2 separate regions of the Homo sapiens genome follow, and region 2 is linked to region 1. Evidence: read pairs that join two places in POLR2A ChIA-PET (ENCODE). Cell type or tissue: Panc1. All regions are shown on one strand. Each heading gives the region's core, and the rest is flanking DNA. Links, peaks and the distances in the headings are about the cores only. Region 1 overlaps LRRC4C (leucine rich repeat containing 4C). Region 2 overlaps LRRC4C (leucine rich repeat containing 4C).

Region 1 (10,281 bases), core at 844-8,843:
AGCTTGAAAATTGTTAACAGTAAATTTAAATGGTAAGATCATGGATACAGTTTATCTTCTACATGATTCTCTTTTCCAAATTTAAATTTATTTTGCAATTGAAGAAAAATGTAAATGATAGTAAAGCCCTTAAGATTTTACTGTATGCTGGTTTTTAAAATTTTTTTAATTTTTATTTATTTATTTTTTTTTGCGAAATGACCAATGAGAGAAAGTCTATTTTCACTTGTCATGGAACAATGCGGTATGTTATGTTTTCGGGACTGCCTTCTTTAGTGCATTTCATAGTGCCTAGTAATATTGGGTACTGATTAAATACAATTTTCTGATTTCTGTTAATTTTGCGTAGCATTTTTTATAAAAAAGGGAGATATTTTTGATTAAATAAAACTTTATCGTGTTTCAAATTATTACACAAAGCTGAATAAGCAACCATTTATTTGAAACAGTGAGGTAATATAACATAGGCAACTATAGTTATATATTTTGTGTGTACTGAGTGTAATCTTGCCAGTTGGCTAAAAATACGTCACATGATGATTAAAAATAATCATGGCAGGTTGCTATTGGCTCCTAAATGATTCACAAAGCTCTTGTCCATGGCAGCGGAGGGAGGCAGTGTGCAAGGCAGTGGATGTAAATATAACTTTATTGAGTGCTTACTGCACTTTAGGTCAGGTAATTTACAAGTGCCATCTTCAGCTTCAAAAATAGTGCTTTTCCACTCCAGTTATGCACTGGAATCACCTCAGGGGTTCTTGTTTTACATTTTAATTACTTACATGACAAAAGCTCGAAATAAGTGTCTGACATAGAACCCTGCAATCAATATATATGTATATTTATTTATATATCATATCTATGTGTATATATCTATATGTATTTATATATATATATCTCATATATATATATTTCTTAAAGTTTCAAATAGTTCTGAACTACTGACCTAATATCCCTATGAGAAGCATTGCTATTCCTTTCTTAAACAGAAGTAATGTGTATGAGATGGCTAAAATAACTGGTCCATGTTCACAATGCCAGCAAAATGGGTCTAGTTGATTTCGTAACAAACACATGTGCATACACCATAAATAAAATGTTTATAATAATGACTATTTTACTCAATATTTCCTTTGTGACAGGATATAACATCTAAGTACAATAAGAATCCTGTAAATTCATTATATAATTTCAAAGATAAATGAAGTCAGTGAGGATAAGTATCTTGCCATTAGCTAAACAGCATAAAAACAGAAGAAAATTACAGGTTCCTCTTTGTTGACAGGTACTGCCTCTATCCGCAGCAAAATCATTTTATATGTGATCAGAGGTCTCAAATAAGCCTAAATAGCAACTCACAATGTGAGTGCTTGAAATCTGGTGACCTTGTCACCCACCTAGTTGCCTCAGTTGATATACATGGGAAAACCATTGCAGGACTTTGAAGAGGAGTAGTATATAGAGAGTCTAGAGAGATGGCGAAATAGAATAATACAGCCCCTGAACTCAAGATGACCCTTGTGAATAACAAGAGGGAAATAAAAGAAAGAAAGATTTGGATATTGGGCAAAAATTTTTGAAAAAAACTGATACTTGCTAGATTTTGAAGGAAAAACAAACTGTTTCTAAGACACAGGCACTCCCAGGAAAATATTCTTAAAGTAAGAAATGGTTTCAGAGGGCAAAAATAAAATCCAGGTTGAGGAGAAAAATCCTCTATTAAGCCTTATTGTAAGGTGTGCCTCTTAGGCAATATCTCTTAAATAATAAAGGTTATAAGAAATTTAAAGGCATCTTACCACAGCAACCTCAAATGGGAGAAGTACAGGATATTTTGTCTACAAGAATTATAATTTGATACACAGAAAGCCCACAATGGTTTTAAAGAAATTATATGAGCTCATACTGAAAGTGACAGAAACAGTACAAAATGAAAAGAGGCGTATGACACCTAAATGACTCCGTTCAGCAACTGACCTGTAAAAACTACTTATCTACAAATATAGGGTACATTTTATGACAAAGAAAAATGGCCTAGAAGCAGAAATCAAGAGCTCAAAGAGAAGGGCCATGAGATGCAAAAGATAATTCATAGGAAGCAGAATTGAACATTAATCTAGGAACTAAAATTGCTATGGACCAGTGCCTACTAAATGCTTCCAGTTTGCACTATAAAATGGGAGATTTTCCACATTTCTGCACAGAACACATTATGAATTCAATGTAGTGAAGACTGAAAGCAGCACAGTGCCTGGCTTGATATCTCATATGTTTTGCATAACTGAGTATTCAGGAAGAAGGAAACTTGAATAAGGCAGCATTCTCTCCAGACTCGAAACTGAAGCACCAGCAGGGAATGCCACACTTAGTAAATGATAAGTACAGCAAAGAAGCAAGATTGGAGAAGAGTAATCCAGAAGAATTGCTTCTGGGCACTTCTGAAAAAGTTTCTGGAGACCCTAGAAATATTGGGAGAGTGGGCTATATTTTGAAGGGGGCTGAGGCCTTTCCATCAGTAATTTTGGCATTAACATAGTAAAATTTGATAATACACACAAAAGTGACTATTGTAGTATATACAGGCTAGTGAAACAAGAGTTAATATAAATTACATGCGTTTTCAGATGTACTACATATACAGAATTTAGAGAATGATACTTCGTTTTTATTCTTTAGCATGTATTAGTGCAGGATGAGCCTGACAGGTCCAGAAAAAAAGAAAAAAAATCCATATAGGCCTGACCCTGATACCTTGCCCTATATCCTAAATAGCAAGAATCCAGTCATGAGGAAACTACACTAATCTATAAATTCTACATTTTTATTATGCATCTTATTTTTCAGTTATCTATCGGTATGTAACAAGCAACCACACTTAGCCACTTAAAAATACAAAAATTAGCCAGTTGTGGTGGTACACACCCGTAGTTCCAGCTACTCGGCAGCTGAGGTGAGAGAATTGCTTCAACCCTGGAGGCAGAGGTTGCAGTGAGCCGAGATCATACCATTGCACTCCAGCCTGGTCAACACAGTGAGACTCCATCTCAAAACAAAAACAAAAACAAACAAATGAAAAAACCAAAACCAAAACAAAACAAAATAAAAACAATAGCTACTGTGTTGTATCTCACAGTTGTGTGGGTTGCTTGGGCACAGAGGGGCAGTTATTTTTCTGGTCTCACTTGAAACATCTTATGTAGATATCATCAGATGGTGGGTGAGACCAAAGTCACAACCACAGGCATGACTGAGACACTGGGAGAGCTGGGCCTCATTCCTTACCCATGTAACACCAGAGCATCTCCTCTCCATATGGATCATTGACAATATCTCAGGGTTTCCGAAAAGCACAAAAGTGAAAGCCGCTGAGCCACCTTAAAGATCAATCCTAGCCGTGCAAAATGCCACGTCTGCGAAATTCCACTGATAAATCAAGTCACTTTATCAAAATCAAGGATGAATTCAGGAGACAGGTATCATTGGGAGTCGACACTTTGAAAATCAGCTACCACACTGCAGTAGCTGCTCTGTTTCAGACACTGAGATAGGCATACAAGACTAAGCACACTCCTGTGTACTAGGGACACCTGTAGTCTAGAGTGGCAGACAAATATTTATTTTTGAAAATCTACTGTAACAAGGCTGGGCGCGGTGGCTCATGCCTGTAATCCCAGCACTTTGGGAGGCCGAGGCGGGCAGATCACGAGGTCAGGAGATCGAGACCATCCTGGCTAACACGGTGAAACCCCGTCTCTACTACAAATACAAAAAATTAGCCAGGCGCGGTGGCATGCGCCTGTAATCCCAGCTACTTGGGAGGCTGAGGCAGGAGAATCACTTGAACCTGGGAGGCAGAGGTTGCAGTGAGCCGAGATAGTGCCACTGCACTCCAGCCTGGGCGACAGAGTGAGACTCCGTCTCAAAAAAAAAAAAAAAAAAAAAGAAAAGAAAGAAAAAAATCCACTCTAACAATTCTTCCAAGGAAGAAGTACTTTTTATATTAGTCAAGGAGTTCAGAGAAGCCTTCTTGGGGAAATGAAGCTAGACTTAGCCTGAAGGATAGATGAGAATAAGCTACATTAGACTAGGGAATGGGATAAGCACCCCAGCAGGAGGAAATCACACAAATGCAAGCCCTAGCAAACCACAGACTAGCAAAGCACAGTGCAGCTGATAAGTACACAGGGCTGCAAGCTGGAGAGGTGGATGAGAGCCTTGCTTTGTCTTCCTCTTAGAGCAATGGGAAGCCACTGAAAGCTTTCAAAATTAAGGGCCAGGGCAGGGTTGCATTTTGAAAAGACCTCTCTGATGCAGTGTGGAGAGTGGATTAGAAGGGGTGCATAGAGGACAATTTATTCCTCCTGAAGGATACTTTACAACTCTCCAGGATAGAAGTGAGTTTTTTCTATTTCCTATATCTTAGCATTGCTGGGTTCATGACAGACAGACCCTTACAGAAGTACTTTCATTTCTTTTCTAATCAGTTTTTTGGCTTCCATTTTCTTTTTTCTTACTCAGATAAAAGTGATTCTGGATTCAAAACAACTCACAGGAAAGGGTGATAGAAACCAACCAAATGAAGTAAAGTATATCTTAAAAGGCAGGCAAGACAAAGAGCCAACTGTCTCACCTTAAACTCTCAGTTCTCTCAGAGAATCTTCACTTCCACTATGAATCCTCTTGGAATTGCTACTAAGGCAAATAGTAATATGTTCTTTTTTCTTTCTTTTATTTTCTTGAAACTCAGGCCCTAAAGCATTCTTATCAATTTACCTATTCCAGCAAAACTATGTGATCCTTACAGTAGAGTGACAAAGACCTGGGTTCAAACCCTTGTTTGGTTGGGTAAAATTGCATACGTTCATGAACCTCTTCTAACTTCAATACTTTTATTTAATAACAAAATTAAGAGGTTAATAGTACATGTCCAAAGTGTTGCAATAAGTCAATAAGATGATGCATGCAAAGGGCTTAGCACAGTGCACTACACCCTAGTGGTAAAGTGATGTTGTTTGGAGCCAAATCATTCTTGGCTCAATTCCCAGCTCTATAATTTATTAGCTCTATGGCCTTGAGCAAGTTATTTGCTGTGTTGAAGCATTTTTTTTCTTATTTGTAAAATGCATATAAACATATCATTTTCTGGTGTTTTTATGAGGATTACTTGAAAAAAGCCATACAAAGTACTTAATAGAGTAACGGGCATGTAGTCAGTGACTGGCTATATGGTTATTGCTATCATTATCAGAATTATTGACACTCAATAAATTTAATTCGCTTCTTATTTTATCCTTTATTTTAATTATTTTATAAGGATTTTCCTTCCATCTATTGTCTTCTTTGCATAATTGCCATCAACCTCCCTTATATGTTGTTGTGTAGTTCTCTCTCTCCTCCCCACTTTCTTCTATCTCTTCTCTCAAAATGTAGACAACCAAAACAGGGAAATAATAAAAACCAATACAATCATCTAAAAGTTTGAGAAGTTAATTGTTGGCAAGAAGTTTGTTAGAACACAGAGAAAAAAGCCACAATTTCAAAAATTATCAAACCAATTTAATTCTTGACATGGGACTAGAGTTTTATAAACCTACCTATCTCATCTGTTCCCAGTGGACACTCAGAAAACTTGATACTAAACTAAAACATCCACACCATATCTTTCATAAATAGCCTGTGGAGTACCTGTCAACCAAGAAGTGAAAATGATTCAATTTTTATGGGGTAAGATCTTTGAATTTACTCTAGATTCAGATATTTCATATTCTCAAACAAAACGACTTTCATCTATATGTGCTACTTTGGTTTAGAGTCTAAGTTCCACAGTGAACAAAACTGTCTTGTAAAATTTAATTAACATGTAAAAATAAACCATGTATTTTTTCACCTTTTCCCTTATATCAGGAATAAAAGAGAAACTTAGCAATACTAAGCATATTCTTCTTTTATTACAAAAGAACAGTTGTTCTGATACACATTTGTCGAAAGGAAACCCTCAGAATTTTTAGTTTACTAATAGAATTGGTAGAAACTGTAAGAAAATGTTCAAAATATTTTAAGTGCACAGTCAGGAAAGAAAAACTTTCTTTTCTATATGTGAATAATTATATTGTCTAATCTTACTTAAAAACTTTTTAGCTCAGATTTTAAAATTACATGTTACATAATATTAACCTACTCATGATACACATTTTTATCCCATGGAGCAAGTTGATGTGATTGATCTCTGGAATATTATTTGACTTCATGAAGTAGACTTGTCCTCTATGCTTCTAAGAGTAGATTTCTAATTTTGTTCAGTTTTGTTGATATCTGTACTAGACTGTAAGACTTAGTAGGTTAAAACATAAAGTAAAATAACTCCAATTTTGTGTAATAACATTTTAAAATGCAGTAAAATTTCCAACAATTATTAAAAATCAGGTGTTTTTCCTGCTTAAATATTTTAGCCATGTTTGAGGTGAACCAGTTAGTCCTCATGAAGTACTGTGGCCAATAAAGGGGCTTTAATATGTATGATATATAAAGAATGTACTTTCATGATTAAGTATACTATTAAATTTATGTAGCTTTGTTCATGTGATTGATTAAAATCCCTTTTATTTTATGATAGTGCATATGAGAATAATCTTGTTAACTCAGACCCTATTCATTCAGAATGCGTGATAATTAAAAAGAGGTTTGAGATTATATCCTCAGTTACATGTGAAGAAATCTTTTGCTGAGCATGGGGTATGGGGGAAATATTTTTTTTCTTTTTAAATAATATTTGAGAAAGCAAATTATTCCTAATACTATAGTGGCATTACTTGCATTATGACATTAATTGATAATATTAAGTGCTGTTAACTTCCATTGGTATGACAAATGTTCTACATATTTTATTTATGTAATCCTATAATCTTATAAGGTAAAAATAATAAATTTCAGTTAAAAAATTTAAAAATTCTCACAGTTTTCACTAATTAAGACTAAGAGTTTATTAAAAGTCATTCTACAAAGTTTAGAAAGGCACTTTATTCCAGCTAGCTTTCAAGGCTCATTATTTTCCAACTCCACTACCAAGTCTCCTATGTATGAACAAGATTGCTAAACTAGTTAAATACAGAATTTTAAGCAGGATGATGAGTGCCTCTGCTTGGTGCTGTTAGATATTTTTAAATACCCTATGCATTTGATTGGTTTATGTCCACTCTCTGTCTCTCTTAAGTTCTAAAGAAGGAGATGGTAGCATAGAAAGAGTTTAAAGCAAACTAGGCACATGGCTAGGGAATATTTCCTTTTTACTTCTTTCTGGATAATTTTGTATGAAATCAACAAAGCACCATGCAAGAAGTGAAACAGAGGTATTCAGATAAGGACACAAGCATCTCTGAGAATCCAACCCAATTTTTCTTCTGCATAAAATTACCTCTAAAATGAACCTAAAAATAAATACCCAATGTAAAAATATGGTTGGAGTTGGCATAGGACCCTTTAGCCACATTTTAATTATTCCTTAGCTTTATATGAAAATGAATCTTGTTTCTAACTCAGAGGGGGATGTGTCAAAAGGTGTCAGTTAGGTTCTCTGCACTATTTATTGGAAGCCTACACTGCACAGAGCATTGTACAGAGCAGGGCATTGCCGCTTATATAGGCCAGAATGAAAGGCTGGTTAATCACTGCTTATCACTGACCAGTATGGAGCATGGTTATACAATGGTCAGTTCCTATTCATACTGGTTCTGGCTTGACTTTCTCTGATAAGCAAGATTAAAGTCTCAAATTTAATGAAATAATGTATTACCTCTGGACATTTCAGGATGCCTCTCTCAGAGGCACAATCTTGAGAGTCATGGACACATATAATTTACTGGCAGAAAATACAATATGCTAATGTGTATGTGAAATACGGAATAACATAATACTATAATTCCCATCTTACATAGATATATGTCAATGCCAAACACAGTGAAACAAAAAGAGGTTCAATCGATGACTTTTCCAGTGTCCTGTTTGGCAACATTACTCTGGAAGGCATTGATCCAGGAAAACAGACTGTCAAATAGGAAAGGAAAATGATGGTAATTTGGAATGTTTAGAAACACTGAGGCTAATTAAGAGGACAGCGGAAATTTCACAAGGCTAATTACACATCTGCAAAGGCAGAGGTTGATAAGTTTCTCTCCAGCCTTCTCTGTAACTGGATGCTTCAAGAATAACACCCCCTTTTTAGAAGATCCAATCAGACCACACTGACAGGACTGTGAGAACCCACCCATCTCTATACATGTGTTCTGTCTTTAAGAGAAGCCTTATGGTGGTTTAGGCACTGGAATCAACATCGTGAAAATGGCCATACTGCCCAAAGTAATTTATAGATTCAATGCTATCCCCATCAAGCTACCATTGACTTTCTTCACAGAATTGGGGGGAAAAAAAAAAAACTACTTTAAACTTCATATGGTACCAAAAAAGAGCCCGCAGAGCCCAGACAATCATAAACAAAAAGAACAAAGCTGGAGGCATCACACTACCTGACTTCAAACTATACTACAAGTCTACAATAACCAAAACAGCATGGTACTGGTACCAAAACAGATATATAGACCAATAGAACAGAACAGAGGCCTCAGAAGTAAAACCACACATCTACAATCATCTGATCTTTGACAAACCTGACAAAATAAGCAATGGGGAAAGGAGTCCCTATTTCATAAATGGTGCTGGGAAAACTGGCTAGCCATAAGCAGAAAAGTAAAACTGGACCCCTTCCTTACACCTTATACAAAAATTAACTCAAGGTGGATTAAAGACTTAAATGTAAGACCTTAAACCATAAAAATCCTAGAAGAAAACCTAGGCAATGCCATTCAGGACATAGGCATAGGCAACAACTTCATGACAAAAACACCAAAAGCAATGGCAACAAAAGCCAAAATTGACAAATGGGATCTAATTAAACTAAAGAGCTTCTGCATAGCAAAAGAAACTATCATCAGAGTGAACAGGCAACCTACAGAATGGGAGAACATTTTTGCAATCTATCCAATTGACAAAAGGCTAATACCCAGAATCTACAAAGAAGTTAAACAAATTTACAAGAAAAAAACAACCCCATCAAAAAGTGGACAAAGGATATGAACACACACTTTTCAAAAGAAGCCATTTATGCAGCCAACAAACATGAACAAAAGCTCATCAGTAGTCATTAGAGAAATGCAAATCAAAACCACAATGAGATACCATCTCACAGCAGTTAGAATGGCAATCATTAAAATGTCAGGAAACAACAGATAATGGAGACGATATGGAGAAATAGGAACACTTACACTGTTGGTGGGAGTGTAAATTAGTTCAACCATTGTGGAAGACAGTGTGGCGATTCCTCAAGGATCTAGAACTAGAAATATCATTTGACCCAGCGATCTCATTACTGGGTATATACCCAAAGGATTATAAATCATTCTGCTATAAAGACACATGCACACATATTGCGGCACTATTCACAATAGCAAAGACTTGGAGCCAACCCAAATGTCCATCAGTGATTGACTGGATAAAGAAAATGTGGCACATATACACCATGGAATACTATGCAGCCACAAAAAAGGATGAGGTAATGTCCTTTGCAGGGACATGAAGCTGGAAACCATCCTTCAAAGCAAACTAATACAAGAACAGAAAAGCAAACAATGCATATTCTCACTCATAAGTGGGAGTTGAACAATGAGAACACATGGACACAGGGAGGGGAACATCACACACCAGGGCCTGTTGGGGAGTGGGGAGCTAGGGGAGGGATAGCATTAGGAGAAATATCTAATGTAGGTGATGGGTTGATGGGTGCAGCAAACCACCATGGCATGTGTATACATATGTAACAAAACTCGACGTTCTGCACATGTACCCCAGAACTTAAAGTATAATAAAAAAATCAAATAGTTTTTTAAAAAAGAGAGAAGTCTTATGAAGTAGAAATCCTGGCTATGAAATCAGACTTATGGGAGATTAAATATTAGATAATGTTTTCATTAACATATGACCCCCAGATATTAAAATGTAATGTTTCATTACAATGAAAGTATAAGTTTAAATAAACTTTACCAAAGACACAATGATTTCTTCTTAGGTGCCTTCTTTCCTTCAGCCTTACTAACCAACCTCTTCTAGCTTCAAACTTTTCTTCTGCTGCTTCCTCCTCACCTCTCTTAGCCATATAAACTAGAAGCGAATTAGTACCTTGCTCTGAATTAGGCTTTGTCTTAACGGAATGTTGTGGCTGATTTTATCTTCTAT
Region 2 (10,281 bases), core at 1,540-9,539, 59 kb before region 1:
AACAGTGAAATCTTTTTATCTTTCATTTACTCTAGTGATGTAAAAAATCCTTAAATTTCAGTGATTACTTCATCAAAGCCCTTTATTTTAAAGCTAGGGAAAACCGAGGCCCCCAAAGTTAAGGAAATTGTCCAAGGTCACTTGTTTAATCCAGAATCAAGTTTTGACAACTAACTTCCCAGCCAGTTGTTTATGACTTGCAATTATGTCCCTGCTTCCATGAACGCATACCCCACTCTAGGCATGAATGGGGGCTAATACTTTTGGCTAGTGTGACTTTGATGGTTTTATCATTTTTATAATGGCATCCCTAGAGGAATGGCAGCAGAAGTGCCTTGAAATTACATGTTTGAACAAAATAAATATAGCAGGTGCTCTTGAGAAAAGAAAGCAAAACAGCATTAAAGTTCAGTGAAAGCTTGCTATCTGGAGAAATATATTTTCAGGTAAGGGGAAAGCTGTCCAGAACTCACCCTGAGAACATGAGGAGTGTGAAATTTAAGTTTAATTTCCACTTTGGCAATTACGTTGGGTGTTCAATAAAGTCTGGTTAATTATCCTTAAAGGCATAGTGATTTTAGATTAGGTAGTATTTTTTTAATGCTCCACTAGCTGTGTTTATCATCAGTCATAAAATAAAACCAATAATGTATTGTTATTATAGCAATCCCTCATTATTATATGGGCAGGTATAGGGCAAAGGTCATGAAGAAGACCCACTCACTAAATATGCCCTTCCCTCCCGCATCTCCTCTTGTCAATATTTATGTTTGATTAGTTAATATATATGTTCTTCATTCTCAGTAGTGGTAACAGACAAGTTATTGATGTAAACAGACTTCTAGGCAACATATTTTGTGTTTATGTGTTAAATAGTTTTGTTGTTAATTATGATTAAATAAATATATCACTTTTCCTTCTAGAACAGTAGGAGAAAGTGTCTATGACCTGTGTGATATGTGTGGATTTCTATATTATAGCTCATAGGTAAAAATATTTATTATATTATTTTTGATATAAACAGTGGCTATAAATACCAAGGAAACAAAGACAACAATGACCTTAAATGATTAGCCTAAAATTATTTTTTAAAACTGAAATAAGGGAACAGGCTTTCTGATGCATATGTAAGTAGGAGTGTACTACTGTTTCCTTAGTGCTATAATCATTTAGCAAAGCCCAGGCTTGGAGCCTGTTAGAAAGTATTACACATTATACAATTAGAAATATTATAGTTATAAGGCCTTAAAACATTCATTAATATATTTAAAGAATTGGAATCACTCCCTGTGACATCAGTTTACCTATACAACAAACTGGCACATGTATCCCTGAAAATTAAAAAAAAAAAAAAAAGAACTGCGCATATAAAGTATGCTCTCTAAGCCCAATGTAATTAAATGAGAAACCAGAAAGAGAAAGAAATTTTGGAAATTCGCAAACATGTGGAAGTTAAACAATACACTTCTACGGAACTAATGGATCAAAGAAGAAATCATGAGCAAATTAGATAATATCTTGAGGTAAGTGAAAATGAAAATACAACATACCAAAACTTATAATGTAAGAAAAATAGTTATTAGATGGAAGTTAATAGATGTAACTCTCTCTATATATATGCATAATATATATATTTATACAAATCTTTAAATCAGTAGCTTATTTAACAATGAAAAAAAACCTAGAACAGGAGCAAACTAAACCCACAGTAAGCAGAATCAGAAAATAATAAAGATCAGAGCAAAAGTGGATAAGTAGACAGTGAAAAATAATAGAAAAAAATTAGTGCATCAAAAGCCAGCTGCCTAGAAAACAGAAAAAAATTGATAAGCCTTTAGTTAAATAACCAAAACAAAAAAGAAATAAGACTCAAATTACCAAAATCAGGAATGGAAGAGTGACATTACTATTAGCCTTACAGAAATAATGACTTTTTTTTTTTTTTTTTTTTTTTTTTTTTTTTTTTTTGAGACAGAGTCTCACTCTATTGCCTGGGCCGGAGTGCAGTGGCCTGATCTCTGCTCTCTGCAACCTCCGCCTCCTGGGTTCAAGTAATTCTCCTGCCTCAGCCTCCTGAGTAGCTGGGACTACAGGTGTGTGCCACCATGCCTGGCAAATTTTTGTATTTTTAGTAGAGATGGGGGTTTCACTATGTTGGCCAGGCTGGTCTCAAACTCCTGACCTCATGGTCCACCCGCCTTGGCCTCCCAAAGTGCTGAGATTACAGGCATAAGCCACTGCACCCGGCCAGAAATGATTTTGAGGGAAAACTATGAACAACTGTATGGTAACTAATTAGAATACTTAGATGAAATGGACAAATTTGTAGAAACACAAACTACTAAACCGACTTAAAAATAAATGGAGGGGAGTAGAGTCAAGATGGCTGAATAGGAACAACTCCAGTCTATAGCTCCCAGTGTGAGCGATGCAGAAGACGAATGATTTCTGCATTTGCAACTGAGGTACCAGGTTCATCTCACTGGGGATTGTCAGACAGTGGGTGCAGGACAGTGGGTGCAGCACACAGAGCTTGAGCGTGAGCCAAAGCAGGGTGAGGAATCGCCTCACCCAGGAAGTGCAAGGGGTCAGGGAATTCCCTTTCCTAGCCAAGGAAAGCGGTGACAGACAGCACCTGGAAAATCTTGTCACTCCCACCCCAAAACCCCATCTGTACCATCATCAAAGACCAAAGGTAGATAAAACCACAAAAGCAATGGCAACAAAAGACAAAATTGACAAATGGGATCTCATTAAACTAAAGAGCTTCTGCACAGCAAAAGAAACTACCATCAGAGTGAACAGGCAACCTACAGAATGGGAGAAAATTTTTGCAGTCTACTCATCTGACAAAGGGCTAATATCCAGAATCTACAAAGAACTCAAACAAATTTACAAGAAAAAAACAAACAACCCCATCAAAAAGTGGGTGAAGGATATGAACAGACACTTCTCAAAAGAAGACATTTATGCAGCCAAAAGACACATGAATAAATGCTCATCATCACTGGCCATCAAAGAAATGCAAATCAAAACCACAATGAGATACCATCTCACACCAGTTAGAATGGTGATCATTAAAAAGTCAGGAAACAACAGGTGCTGGAGAGGATGTGGAGAAATAGGAACACTTTTACACTGTTGGTGGGACTGTAAACTAGTTCAACCATTGTGGAAGTCAGTGTGTCGATTCCTCAGGGATCTAGAACTAGAAATACCATTTGACCCAACCATCCCATTACTGGGTATATACCCAAAGGGTTATAAGTCATGCTGCTATAAAGACATATGCACATGTATGTTTACTGCAGCACTATTCACAATAGTAAAGACTTGGAACCAAGCCAAATGTCCAACAATGATAGACTGGATTAAGAAAATGTGGCACATATACACCATGGAATACTATGCAGCCATAAAAAATGATGAGTTCATGTCCTTTGTAGGGACATGGATGAAGCTGGAATCCATCATTCTCAGCAAACTATCGCAAGGATAAGAAACCAAACACCGCATGTTCTCACTCATCGGTGGGAATCGAACAATGAGAACACATGGACACAGGAAGGGGAACATCACACGCTGGGGACTGTTGTGGGGTTGGGGGAGGGGGGAGGGATAGCATTAGGAGATATACCTAATGTTAAATGACGAGTTAATGGGTGCAGCGCACCAGCATGGCACATGTATACATATGTAACAAACCTGCACATTGTGCACATGTACCCTAAAACTTAAAGTATAATAAAAAAATGTTGATTGGAATCTCAATTCTAAACTTGCCATGGAGCCAGCATGGGCAAATAATTTAACTTTTCTGAGTTTCATTTTCTTTAAATGTAAAATGAGAATGTTATTTTTACTTCAGTGCTTTTGAGAAAATAAAAAAGTAGTGTATACAAAAAATAAAAATAAAAAAATGGAAAATCTAAATTGTCCGATAACAACTAAAGAAATTGAATTAATCATTTTAAAACTTCCCGTGAAGAAAAGCTCCAGGCAATACAGCTGGTGAATTCTATCAGATATTGAAAGAAATAATTAATACCAATTCTTATGTATTAATACAATCCCAATGAATATAAAACTCTTTTAAAGAAACAAAAGAGAGGAGGACATTTCTATCTCATTTTATGATGCCAGTATTACCCTGATACCAAAACCACAAAAAGGCATTCTAAGAAAAAAAAAACAACTACGGACCAATATCCCTTATCAGTAAAGATATAAAAATTATCAGCAAAATACTAGCAAACCAAATCCAGGAATATATAAAAAGATTTGTATATGCACATTATATGACATGTTCAGAATCAGAAAATCTATACAGAAAGAAAGAAAAATAGTGATTGTTTAGGGCTTATGGTGGGGTGAGAAATCACTGTACATTGGTACCACAATTCTTTCTGGGTCATGTAAATGTTCTCAACTTAGATAGCAGTGTTGCATAACCCTATGAAATACGAAACCCATTGAGTTACACATTTTAAATGAGTAAATTTTATGATATGTGAATTATATCTCACTAAATAAGTTAAAAATAGTATAGCTACAAACAGCAAAGACCTGTAGTTGAGTAAGGTTATCTGTCAATGAGCAGTGCTAAAAGGGGATCCATGAGATTTCCTGCATCTTCTATCTTTAACACTTTATTCTTTTCTGACTTGTCTGTGGTATTTGGAGAATATTTTCCTAGTGTTTCCCCAATATAATTATAAAATGACCACTTGATTAAAGTTTTTTTTTTTTTTTTTTAACAGTGAGTCATTTGTTACCAACAGTTGTAAGGTAGGTGTCATGCTGATGTGCAACTTACCATAGTTAAAATATGATTTCAGAAAAGATTGAATAATATCCCTATAATCTTCTCACTCTCACTCACTTGTACTGTATTATCTTTTCAAATATGAGAGCTATAGAATATGTTGAGTTACAGGTAGTAAACTTAGAGAATTTTTTTTTTTTGTATTCTAACACTTCTCCCTCTGCTTTTAGAGTAAAACTCTGACATCTTCGAAGTGCTGAGAAGAGATATCTGCTCATCTTTCTAACTCACTGCCTTTATCTTATGGCACAAAGGGAGATTTATCTGAAAGATAACAGTCGGAAGGAAACTTGTGCGATTCAACAACTTCTTAGCTCTCTGTTTTGGACTTGTCTACTTTGACAGTGTATGAATTTTTTTTCTGATCGTTATTTTCAATGTGGTAAACACAGCTATGTTAAAATACCTATGCCTTCTACATCCATATCTGAATATTCATTCCTCTCTACCCCTGCATTGGGGCTCAATGTAATGAAGTAAATATTTCTCATTTACTTTTTCAGGTATACATCTAATTTTCAGACACCTTTATGGGTGAGCTGGTTAAAAGACAAGGCTTCAGGTGGGAGTGAAGTTGAGAAAACCTTTTTTTTTAAATCCAGTATTTATTCTCTACTTAGTTTTTATCAGTAATAAAGCTTACATGTGTTTCCTGCTTCAGTTTTCAGATAGTTCCAGAATGGGAGGTATAAAGTGGGATGTTATTCATTATCCTTTTAAATGGGAGCAACACGTCAGAAATAGCCCAAAGCCTTGGGCATACTATGCATGAGAAGGTCATCTGTCATGTATGTCACAACAATGAAAACAGCACAACTGGCTTCAACCAGTTGTCCACACTTGAAAAGAGTAAGTGAGCGCCAAAATCACACCAGGTGAAAAATCACACCCCAAAATATAACTTGCCTGGGCCATAAGGGAAATATAATGCTCCTGAAGCCCATATTTAACAACAAAGTCATGCAGAGTGCCATTTAAACAGCATGGCTACTGCCTTTGTACAAAACGAGGTGCTCACTAGTTCCAGATGGAAGCAGGCTGACATGCTGCTTTTGTGTCCATCCTCACTCCTGTGTCCCTGCTCTCCAAGGATAGGCATCCATCTGTCCAGAATTATTTAACTAGAGTTCTGCCCAGAGGCAGGAAGCTAGGCAACACAGCCAGACTTATGTAATATTCCCAAAGTGTACTTCTACTCTGTTGATTTCAGTGATAGCTTTGAGATACCACAAGAGAAGAAGGGAAGGTGAAATGGGGGGCAGCTAGTTTCCTATTTCCCGTGTGCTTAATATTCCATGCTTGAATTGTTCATCTGTCCTATTCTCTTTTACCTGAGTCCTAATTTCATTTCACATTCCCAATGACAGAGAGAAAAAGGTCTTTCTATCACCTTTCCCTGGGCACATTCTCTTTTTGCAGACATTGTTGCCTTCAGAATTCATCAAAACCATGTATGTGTCTCTGCTTTAAATGTCCCTTTGCAACTCTTTATATTGGTGACATTGGTACCCTTACCTCAGACCTATAATTGAAATAGATAGCACAGAACTGTATTGTGGGCATATTTTTTTCTCTCTCTCTGTGTTGGCCAACTCATTTTATCTTCAAATTTTAAACTGCATGGAGATGAATATTAATGGCCATATTAGTATGTGAAAGTGGCATTGAGATTGATACACGGTAAATGTTCCAATGAGGAAGTGTGGAATTGCCTGTCTCTTTGATTAATTCCATGTTCTCAATACCTAACTAGAAACTCTTGAGACCTACATCTTTTGCCTTTATTCTACTGGCATATGACTTCCTCTCATTGAGAGGCTACTTGGGAGAAAAATGCCTACAAAATGGCAGAAGAAACCAATATATGTCACCAATATTAATCAACCTCTTTAGCGTATCAGTCCTCTTTAGCTCCTCTTTAGCATATCAGTCATCAACTAAGGATTTTGAGAAATTTGAGAAAAAGCAAGAAGCAAAATCAACCTGAAGAATGTTTAATTCAAATTAAATTTATCTATATGTATATTGTAGCAATTTATTAAATGCCACAATGCTATCTAAAAACATATGAGATACTAAGAATCCAAATTATGACTGTAATAAACATTTGAGTGGAGTCTTGAATCTGATTACCTAATTGGACATCTTAAACATAAAAGTCAAGGAAATCTCCCAGAATACAGAGCAAGAAAAAAAAGTCAAGGAAATCTCCCAGAATACAGAGCAAGAAAAAAAAGTGACAGAAAATATGGAAGAACTCAATTTAGAAGAATAGATTGAGAAGCTTCAATGATTTCTAAATGAAGTTTTACAACAAAAAATGGAGAAAAGAGAGGGAGAGAAATAATAATAGAAAAAAATGTTCACAAGTTAAAGAAAATTCCGTCTTTAGATTGAAAAAATTCTCTCCAGTGTCCAATAGCATCAGCAAATTCAAATCTGTACCCAGGCTTATGTTAAAGAAAGCTTGGTATTGTAAAGATAATTTCAAGTTTTTAGAGACTGTATGGAAAGCTAGGAAGAGGACAGTTTGTGTGACCTTGTACAAAAAGAAGGAAGAAAAGGAAAGGAAAGGAAGAAAAAGAAGGAAGGAAGGAAGAGAGAGAAAGAGAAAGAGCATGGAGATAAGGGCGGGAGGGGAAAAGGAAAGAAAGGAAGGGGAAAAAAAAGAAAACTTGAATGGCTTAAAATTCTTTAAAAATTATGTGTGCTATACAGTAGTTCACTGTCCTTCGAAATGCAAAGTAATTTAGAACCTGAACTCCTAAATCTAGTTAAAATGAGGAGATTTTAAAAGGTCAACAGCTCAGAATTTTAGCTTTCCTGTGTATTTCTTAAAAAAGAAAAAAAAAAAAGAAAAAAAAAACAGTTACTTGAGGATATACCTCAGCAATTTTTTTTAAAAAAAAGAATCTCAAAGAACACAATCAAACAAATCACATGTTGATTGATATGAAGTAGAGAACAATTATAAAAAAATTTAAAAATTACAGAAAGGCAGAAAGATATTTTTAAGAAGAAAGTATACCCATCAAAGAGTAATAAATTCATACCCATTGTATAAATATAAAATCAAGAGCAAAAAAGGTTTTAATTGTATGATGAAGGTGTATGTATCTATTAAAAAGAAAATCTCTCACACTCAACTAAGTATTGCTTACTACTAAATTTAGAGTCTCCTTTAAGGCAGGGCACTTGTATCATTTATCTTTGCATCCCAAATACCTGAACATTTAGTACACACAAATGGCTTTTGTGCATTTCGCAGTTCCATTTTTCCAATCAAACTTTCCTTCCCATGTTTATTCTCCTAGGTGCACCATCACCTCTGGCCCAGAAAACTGAGAATGAGAGTTAAATTCAGTCCTTTAATAGTTTAATAGCTGCCAGAGAATCACCAAATACTGTTATCTCCACCTGTTAAATAAATCTGCAATTTGTTGAGTCTTTGATCTCCACTTTCCTAGCTTGGACACTAAATACTGTTATAAGAGCATCTTAACTAGTCTCCCTTCCTGATGGCTCCCCTCCTTCAATTAAGTTGACTATTTCTAAGAAAACATTCTATCTTGTATAGTATGAAATTTTTTATGTCATATTATTGCAGAAGTCTCTGTTTTTCTTGCAGTAGCCATTCTCCTTTTCTTCTACAGCAATACAACTCAAATTCTCACCTGGTTATGTGACTGAGTAGAACAAACATTACCTTTCTAATTCCTTGCCCAGATAGATGTAGTTACATTCTGCCTAAAGTAATGTAGATAAAAGTGGTTTGTGCAACTTCCAGGAAATATATTTAAATGGCAGAGAATGTCTTTCTTTACTCGTTTCTGAAAGGCTAGGAGGTATTATCTTTTCACTGGAATGGACAAGATAAAAAGTTGTAAATCATACGGAGAAGATGTTGAATTTGGGTCTCTGATGACAATAGAATCCTTGTTACCAGCCATGGACTGCCTGTGTGTGTGTCTGTGTGCGTGCATGCACACACATGTGTATGTAGAAATGAACTACTATCATATATACGTATAATCATAGTAAGTCTGTCATGCAATTCCATTATGCCTATCTATATAAACCCTTGTAATCCTGTAATTCTGTGAGGCAAATATTTAAGACAATCTAACTGACCTACTGAAAAATATCCAGACTCCTTCAATGACCATCAAGTAATTCATAATTTCTCTTAAATCTGTCTTTCAAACATCATAAAATACTAATTCTTGTATTCTTGCCACTGCAACCATTCACCATTTCTTCTTTTTCTTCATCATCCGTGAAGTTTCTCTGTTCTTTCTATAACCTTATTCTCTGTTCAGTTTCTCCTAAGTCTTTGGTTTTCCCATCATTCTCAGGTTAGTATTTGATGGGGAACTTGAGCAAATATAAAATAGCTTTTCTCACCTAAACTTGTTTTCTTTTGTAGGCAAGGATTCCAACAGTCTACTGAAAGAATAAGAGAATCTAGAATTTCAAATCACTTTGGAAATCCAAAAATCTCATAGGATGTCAACCCCTCTTAAATGTTACTGTATTTTAATATATTCACCTTCACTTGGCTTCAAAGAGTAATAAACTCAGAGAGAATGTTTTCCTAGGTTTTTTATTTGTATATCCTACTACAATATGTCTTGCTAAGAGTGGATATAGTTAATCAGTTAAGTTCTTTGGAAATTTAAAAGGAGGAAGATAAAAAAAGCCTAGATAAGCAGATACAGAGATAAAAATGGACACACATACATGCATATACAGAGATAAAATGCACACACATACATGCATACACATGAGGGTATTTAACATATAAATGTATTATGCTCTTCATGTTGATTGTCTCTAGACCTGGGAAAACCAGCTACTGAGTACTTTCTAATGACCTTCCCTCTTTCATATGCATATACACAATCATTGACTTCTATTTTATAAGTGTTCTCTTATTCAATGTTTCAATACTAACTTCCTGTTACTATTGAGTCCAAATTCAAAATTTGATGAATACACTCCAATTACATCCAATTTGGAAGCAGTATGCAATTTATTTGAAAGATCTACCACTTTCATTGGCACTCATTTGCAGCATCATTGTACTCCTTCCCATTTGCCAGAGCAGTGATCGTCAGCACTCAGGAATCTGTCAGCCAGCTTAAGGGTGCCCATCTCAGTCAGAGGGGAAAAATGACAAAAGGAAGCATTATAACTTATTAAATGATATTACAGACACTGCCGTGCTCTAATCTGTAATTGAAAATAATTTCCAAATCACACAAAGAATGGCCTCCTGTGAATTTTCACACCTTCAAATTCAGATCCAGTTTTAAGACATTTAATGATTACATTATAAAGCCAATTCATCCAGCCAGAAAAGCTGCCTCTCTCCATTCTTAGAACCGGAGCAGATACATTAGAGACAAAGCAGAGCCCTCACGAAAGAAGAACAAGGGTGATGACTCACAAAGCTC

Evidence for each region. ChIA-PET counts read pairs that join two places held together with the same protein. Peaks named below come from ENCODE experiments on the same cell type or tissue, not always from the same donor. Only the 100,000 strongest peaks of a DNase experiment are listed, where the experiment ranks them.
Region 2: POLR2A ChIA-PET joins it to region 1 with 13 read pairs; 2 of 35 experiments call an interaction of 5 or more read pairs at or near these places.

What each region holds. Positions count from the first base shown.
Region 1 is chr11:40,509,328-40,519,608 of GRCh38, forward strand. The region is part of intron 3 of LRRC4C (leucine rich repeat containing 4C); the gene reads right to left. Among named protein-coding and RNA genes, the nearest start is that of LRRC4C, 950 kb to the right of the region's middle. In Panc1, for the core only: no CTCF peak of the experiment used is centred there; a DNase peak (open chromatin) is centred at 5,018.
Region 2 is chr11:40,449,436-40,459,716 of GRCh38, forward strand. The region is part of intron 3 of LRRC4C (leucine rich repeat containing 4C); the gene reads right to left. Among named protein-coding and RNA genes, the nearest start is that of LRRC4C, 1.0 Mb to the right of the region's middle. In Panc1, for the core only: no CTCF peak of the experiment used is centred there; no DNase peak of the experiment used is centred there.